3 separate regions of the Homo sapiens genome follow, and all the other regions are linked to region 1. Evidence: chromatin loops called from intact Hi-C (ENCODE). Cell type or tissue: OCI-LY7. All regions are shown on one strand. Region 1 has its middle 1.9 kb from the start of MIR1244-1. Region 2 has its middle 29 kb from the start of TEX44. Region 3 has its middle 3.4 kb from the start of LINC00471.

The links. Peaks named below come from ENCODE experiments on the same cell type or tissue, not always from the same donor. Only the 100,000 strongest peaks of a DNase experiment are listed, where the experiment ranks them.
Region 2: it touches region 1 in a loop (3-fold over the local background); 17 of 110 quality-filtered maps call a loop at or near these places.
Region 3: a loop joins it to region 1, with 2.0 times the contacts of the local background. A loop is called at or near these places in 22 of 110 quality-filtered maps.

Annotation. Positions count from the first base shown.
Region 1 is chr2:231,713,960-231,716,459 of GRCh38, forward strand. No RefSeq gene overlaps it. Among named protein-coding and RNA genes, the nearest start is that of MIR1244-1, 1.9 kb to the left of the region's middle. RefSeq lists enhancers at 543-702, 712-1,241, 1,242-1,771, 1,333-1,572, 2,100-2,394 and a silencer at 760-1,054. In OCI-LY7, CTCF peaks have their summits at 52 (motif pointing left), 275, 1,453 (motif pointing left) and 1,666; DNase peaks (open chromatin) are centred at 12, 842 and 1,442; H3K27ac peaks cover 2,358 bases.
Region 2 is chr2:231,562,490-231,564,989 of GRCh38, forward strand. No RefSeq gene overlaps it. Among named protein-coding and RNA genes, the nearest start is that of TEX44, 29 kb to the right of the region's middle. In OCI-LY7, CTCF peaks have their summits at 1,052 and 1,257; a DNase peak (open chromatin) is centred at 1,082.
Region 3 is chr2:231,516,530-231,519,029 of GRCh38, forward strand. It overlaps a transcript of NMUR1 not described here. Among named protein-coding and RNA genes, the nearest start is that of LINC00471, 3.4 kb to the left of the region's middle. In OCI-LY7, a CTCF peak has its summit at 1,170 (motif pointing right); a DNase peak (open chromatin) is centred at 1,182.

The DNA of each region.
Region 1 (2,500 bases):
GCCTCACAGGTTTAGCTCCATGACGTGGCTCCCCCTGCTGGTGGCACGTGGTACCCCCCGGCCTCTTAGAATGCCGGGGTTTTGGTTTGGCACTGGTGCAGCCTGGCAGTCATCCAACCTTTGGTCTCCAGGTCCCTTAGGTTAGTTGGGCAGGCCCACCCTGCCCCTTGAACACAGTTGGAGAAGTTACTGTGCCGTTTGGATATTCATACACGGGCTGTGAGCAGTGGGTCAGGATAGCCAACTGGAGGAAGTGCCACCAGCTCGTGCCCTCAGAGGTGGAGGTAAGGATTAGAGCTCACCTAGAACCTTCTGGGATCCTCCAATGAGAGCTGCAGGGGCAGGGGCCGGTATAGGCACTGCTAGTGGGCCTGTTGCCCAGGTAGGACCTGAGGAAGCCATCCAGTGGTATCTGCAGGAAAACTCCCAGGAGCAGACTGAAGTGTCTGCAGAGGCCTGGCCTGGGTTAAGGGGAGATGCTGGGAAGGAGGGAAATGTGTGCATTGAAGAGAGCAAGAGAGACCAGTTCCCTCTACCTGCCCCTTGACACCGTGTCCACCCCATTCCATGCCCCCCCGACCTTTGTGTTTCACACCAGGCACCAGAGTTCTGGGGGGACCTTTCCCTTCTCTGGCTGGAGCTTAGTCACTCTCATGGGGCTGCTCAGGCCGCTTGTTCAGCATGTCCCCAGGCAGCTGCCACCAGGATCGGGGGCAGGTTGAGGCCTTGGTAGGAGGGACCCTCTGACCTGTATCTACCCCACACCCCCTGCACAGCCTGGGTATCTGCATCCTGGCTCATCCAGGGAAGAAAGGGAGGGTCTGGAGCCAAAACGCTGGCTCCTCTCTGTTCTGCCGCCCAAGGCGACTCAGTACTGCAGTGTTCCCAAGCTCGGCGCCCAGGAGGGTGTCTCTAAGGCAGGAGTGCAGGCGAAGGCCGTGAAGGAAGGCCACACAGGGCAGGTAGCGCTTGGAGCTGAGAGCAGATCTAACCCAGCTCCCTCAGGCTGCAGTCCTGCTCGGGACCACTACCGCAAGGCCCCTGAAAGGGGAGAAGCTGTGCCCTGGTCCGCACACAGACACGGCAGGCATGTTAGCATGAGGCAAGTAACTGAACCTTGTGGGCTTCAATCCCCTCCTCTGCAAAATGGGAACAATAGGATGAGGCATGAGCCAGGGCCCAGGGCTGCCTTGCTAGGGTCCCCCTGAGACACCCATATCAGCAGAGCTTACTGCCTCTGCTGTCTGAGCTGCCTCATCCCACCAAAGGTTTGGCCTGGAACAGCATTTGCTGGTTCTAGCAGAACACACTTACCCCTAGTCCTGAGCCTAGCACACAATTAACCACTGCCTGAGGATATACCTCAGGGCCCAGAGTCACCTTGATACCACTCCCAAAGTCCCCGAATGACCTCCCACTGGAGCCCAGGTTAAAAGATTATCAAGGAATGGGCGCCCCCTGGTGGACACAGAGGAACTGTAAAGCGTGCCGCTGAATTCTGTCCAGGAAAGACCCTTCAGTGGGCCCTGGTCCCAAGGTAGGCAACGCCAGTCACCCTCCACCTGACTCCCGCAACAAGACCTTTCTCCCTCTCTGTTGCTGGAACCCCAGTCAGATGTGACAGTCAGTGGTCATTTCCCAGACCTTCCTTCTGGGCAACTGATGCCCTCTCCCAAGGACTGAGTCCTTTACGTGGAACCAAAGCTGGAAGCAGGGGTCCACTCTTCCACGGTCTTGGGCTTCCCTGTGGCCACACACACCCTCACTGGACTCCACGCACCCTCACTGGACTCCATGCACCCTCACTGGACTCCATGCACCCTCACTGGACTCCATGCACCCTCACTCACTGGACTCCATACTGCCTCAGCAGACTCCACACTCTCTCACTGGACTCCCTGCTCCCTCACTCACTGGACTCCACGCACCCTCACTCACTGGACTCCACGCACCCTCACTGGACTCCACGCACCCTTACTCACTGGACTCCACACATCTTCACTGGACTCCACACATCCTCAGTGGACTCCACACATTCTCACTGGACTCTACAGACCCTCACTGGACTCCACGCTCCCTCACTGGACTCCACACTCCTTCACTGGACTCCACACACCCTCACTGGGACTGCTGCCCTGAGTACAAACTAGGAGAGTTTGAATGGGGGGTGTTCACTAGAATGACTAGAATGACTCAGTCACTAGAATGGGGGGCGGGGAGTCAGGGGCTCCCAGCTCTACTTCCTGGCTTTATCTTGGCTGTTGGCTACACAGCCCCAGGAATCAGTACTGCTTCTCCTCTACTGCTATCACAAGCCCTGGGGTCAGGATCCTCAGCCTCTGGCCCTTCCTAACTCCTCCCAGATCTCAGTCCCTCCAGGGCCCTGCTGCCTACCCTGCCTCTACCAAGCCTGCGGGTTGGATGCCTGTGTCCTAGATACAGGCCAGCCCTGCCTGCCTCAGGGCGCTGGCTGCTGCGTGGTCCCCTCCTGGTGGGAGCT
Region 2 (2,500 bases), 150 kb before region 1:
CAGTAGGGCCCAAGTCCCAGAAGCCCATGGTGGGATGGGGAGGTGGGAGTAGAGAGGGGCTCTTCTGGCCTCCTCCGACCCAGACCCTCCAGGCATAGACCTAAGCCTACAGCTTTGAAGGTCCTGTGAAAATGTGTGTGACTTTTAAAAAATTAATTGACTCTTGGCCGGGTGCAGTGGCTCACACCTGTAATCCCAGCACTTTGGGAGGCCGAGGCAGGTGGATCACCTGAGGTCAGGAGTTCAAGGCCAGCCTGGCCAACATGGTGAAACCCCATCTCTACTAAAAATACAAAAATTAGCAGGATGTGGTGGCATGTGCTTGTAATCTCAGCTGCTCGGGAGGCTGAGGCGGGAGAATCACTGAACCCAGGAGGTGGAGGTTGCAATGAGCTGATATCGAACCACTGCACTCCAGCCTGGGCAACAAGAGTGAATCTCCATATAAAAAAAAATTAATTGACTCCAAATATAAAAATTAAAATGCCATTTCAAAGTTAATAGATGTTTAAGTGTCTAGGAATTGTAACCTTATGTCAAAAGTCAAATACAGTGGCTGCTTAATGGGTATGGGTTGCCATCCGGTGATGAAAAAGCTCTGGGACTAAGTAGTGGTGATGGTCGCACAATATTGTGAATGGTCTTAATACCACTGAATTCTGCACTTTAAAATGGTACGTTTTATGTGTATTTGACCACCAAAACAAAACAAAAACAAAAAGTTCAATTTCAGTGCAATTCAACTGTTATATAATTACTGCAGATGGAACTCACACTTAGTGGGGGGTTTGGATGACCTTCTGTGTATTGAATACAATGCTAACCGGACCCCAAAATTAAATTGCTCTGGAAGAGGCAGTGGTTGCTAATGATTCCTGATCTCCTGTCACCGGACACCTTGTGGCATGACAGTGAATGGGCAGCTTTTGGGGTAAGGGTGGGAGTGAGGTACAGAGCACAGACCTCCTATTCACCTTGCCACTTGGGGTCTGGGGTTCAGACTCAAGTCTGAGGGATCAGCCATCCCATAGAATCACAGGCTGCGCTCTCCTGAGATGCCATCGAACCAGCACTTGGAGGCAGCAGAGAGCTGGATCTGGCTGGGGAGGACATCTGGGTTTCTCCCCATATCCAGGGCTCCTCCCACCCACCCCCACTCTCTTGCCCCTGCCCAACCCTACCAAGACAGTCTTATCAGTTTGGTTTTCAGAAGATGATGCCATTTCTTTCAGGAAAATTTTTTGCAAGTAAAACCTGAGTGTTCCACCAGCTCCTTCCAGTGGGATATTCAAGAGTATTCAAGCAAGACCAGTTTTTACATGTTAAACACATTCCATAATTTAAAACATGTTTTGAATTTCCTCTGAGACAATCCATATGGGTAATTTCAGGAGTTGGCCTAATAAAGCTCACATCCTATTTTTGTGGGGTATTAATTTTAAGACTTTTCACCTGATACTCATTATGCTGATGTCTTTAAAATGCTAGGAAACTTTAATAGCAAGACTGGTGGCAACGACGAATGTTTCTTTCTTTTTTTTTTGGAGACGTAGTTTTGCTCGTTTCCTAGGCTGGAGGGCAATGACACGATCTTGGCTCACTGCAACCTTCGCCTCCCCGGTTCAAGAGATTCTCCTGCCTCAGCCTCCCGAGTAGCTGGGACTACAAGTGCATGCTACCACACCCAGCTAATTTTTGTATTTTCAGTAGAGATGGGGTTTCACCACGTTGTCCAGGCTGGTCTCGAACTCCCGATGTCGGGTGATCTGCCTGCCTCAGCCTCCCAAAGTGCTGGGATTATAGGTGTGAGCCACCACGCCCATCCAAGAATGTTTCTTTATAATACTGAAAAGGTTAACTTGGTGCAGATGGGAGCAGCCAGAGAAAACCATTCATAGAAAGCAGTGATAGTCGGCTGGGTGCGGTGGCTCACACCTGTAATCCCAGCACTTTGGGAGGCCCAGGTGGGAGGATCACCTGAGGTCAGAAGTTCGAAAGCAGCCTGGCCAACATGGCGAAATCCCATCTGTACTAAAAATACAAAAATTAGCCAGGCATGGCAGCAGGTGCCTGTAATCCCAGCTACTCAGGGAGGCTGAGGCACGAGAATCACTTGAACCTGGGAGACGGAGGTTGCAGTGAGCCAAGATCGTACCACTGCACTCCAGCCTGGGTGATAGAGCAAGACTCCATCTCAAAAGAAAAAAAAGAAAGCAATGATAGTCACAGGTCTCTTCTAAGATGCTTGGTATCAGTTGGCCCTTACTATGTAACAAACCACCTCACAACTGAGTAACTTAAAGCAACGGCTGGGCTGTGGCTCACGCCTGTAATCCCTGCATTTTGGGAGTCCAAGGCCGGCAGATCACTTGAGGTCAGGAGTTCAAGACCAGCCTGGCCAACAGGGTGAAAACTGTCTCCACTAAAAATACAAAAATTAGACAATTAGACAAGTGTGGTGGTGGGTGCCTGTAATCCAAGCTACTGGGGAGGCTGAGGC
Region 3 (2,500 bases), 200 kb before region 1:
TAACATAGAGAGCATTCAAACTGCTGGAGAGACATATACGTTAATCTTTATTGCAAATTTTGGGAGTTTTTTGTTGTTGTTGTTGTTGTTTGAGACAAGAACTTGCTCTCACCCAGGCTGGAGTGCAGTGGTGCCATCATGGCTCACTGCAGCCTTGACCTCCCAGGCTCAAGCAATCCTCCCGCCTCAGCCTCCTGAGTAGCTGGGACCACAGGCATGCATTGGTTAATTTTTGGGGTTTTTTTTGGGGGGGGTGTTGTTGTTGTTTCTGTAGAGATGGACTTTTGCCATGTTGCCCAGCCTGGTCTTGAACTCCTGGGGTCAAGGGATCCTCCTGCTTGAAGCCAGGAGTTTGAGACCAGCCTGGGCAACACAGCGAGATCTCATTTCTACCAAAAAAAAAAAAAAAAAATTAGCTGGGTGTGTGCCAGTAGTCCCAGCTACACAGGAGGCTGAGACAGGAGGATCACTTGAGCCCACCAGGAGGTTGAGACTACAGTGATCCCACCACTGTGCTCCAACCTAGGTAACAAAGTGAGACCCTGTCTTTAAAAAACAAAAATAAAAAGTGTCTTTTAATTGTTGGTTTGTTTTGAATTAGGATTTTAAAATATCTACACATTACATTTAGTTGATATGTCTCTTTTTTAAAAAAAAATTTTGAGCTGGAGTCTCCCTCTGTCACCAGGCTGTGCAGTGGCTGAATCGTGGCTCACTTCGACCTCCTGGACTCAAGCAGTCCTCCCACCTCAGCCTCCCAAGTAGCTGGTGCACCACCACACCACGCCAAGTTTCTTTATTTTTCATTTTTTGTAGAGAAGAGATTGCCTTCTGTTACCCAGGCTGGTCTCAAACTCCTGGGCCCAAGTGATCCTCCCACCTTAGCCTCCCAAAGTGCTGGGATTACAGGCATGAGCCACCACGCCTGGCCGTTAAATCTTTTGAAAACCTATAATCGAGAACCTCCCCTTTAAAAATGCCTTTTATTTGTTGGAGAAACTGTCAGTTGTCCTGTAGAATTGTCTCTAATCTGGACTTGGTTGACAATCTTGTGGTTCTTTACCATATTCCTTCATCAGTGTTTTTGTAAACTAGAGGCTTGGTTAGATTCAGGTTCAGCTGTTTTGCAAGAATTCTTTTTGGTGCTGTGTACTTCTGTAATGTCCCTCTAGGGGGCACTTAACCACTTCAGATCTGGTTGTTCCACATTCAGTGGTGTTAAAATTGATCAGACAATTTGAGTGTTGCCAGCTTGATCCATCCAGGATAACCATCAACCTTCCACTAGATGGTTTTAGGCCATTTTTTTTTTGTTTTTGGTTTTGGTTTTTGGTTTTTTGGTTTTTTGAGACAGAGTTTCCCTCTTGTTGCCCAGGCTGGAGTGCAATGGCACGATCTCGGCCCACTGCAACCTCCACCTCCCAGGTTCAAGCGATTCTCCTGCTTCAGCCTCCCGAGTAGCTGGGATTACAGGCATCTGCCACCACACCCAGCTAACTTTTTGTATTTTTAGTAGAGATGGGGTTTCACCGTGTTGGCCAGGCTGGTCTTGAACTCCTGACCTCAGATGATCTGCCCACCTTGGCCTCCCAAAGTGCTGGGATTACAGGCATGAGCCACCATGCCTGGCCAGCAGTGTTGTTTTACAAAGCAAATGATTGGGGATAATCTGTTACTCATTAAATTTTTTTTTTTTTTTTGAGACGGAATCTTGCTCTGTTACCCAGGCTGGAGTGCAGTGGCACGATCTCAGCTTACTGCAACCTCTGCCTCCTCGGTTCAAGTGATTCTCCTGTCTCAGCCTCCTGAGTAGTTGGGATTACAGGCGCGTGCCACCACGCACAGCTAATTTTTGTATTTTTAGTAGAGACAGGGTTTTGCCACGTCGGCCATGCTGGTCTTGAACTCTTGACCTCAGGCGATCCGCCTGCCTCAGCCTCCCAAAGTGCTGGGATTATAGGCATGAGCCACCGCGCCCAGCCTACTCATTAAATTGAAGGGGGGTAATATGCAGGAAAATGATGGAATCAAATTGCCAGAATGTTAACAGCAGTTAATTTGGGTGTTGGGAATGGAAGTAATTTTTTTTGGTGGTTTTTTGTACTTTTTTCAAATTTCCTGAAATGCAAATAAAAGAAATCCTGCCTGAACACATCTAAAGGAGGTGAGACGAACAGGGAGAAAGACTGGAGGGAAGGTTCCAAGTCCAAGTTCCAGGAAGGGTGGCCAGGGAAGTCCACGCGCCAGCAGTGATGATAGTGGACCTCAGTTGCTTTGCTTTTGTGTGTGCCTGTCCAGTGTTCATTCTGCCTCCTGACATCCCTCATTCCCTTTAGGCTCTCCACCTCCTCCCCTGATTCAGTTTTGGTGGAACTGCTTCCCTGGCCAAAGCTCAGGGGCCAGTCAGACCCTTCTCCCCAGGACTTGGGCGCATCACCTCCTCCTGGAAGCCTTCCCTCGGCTGGGGCAGGTGCCTCTCTTCGATGCCTGAGTTCCAGCT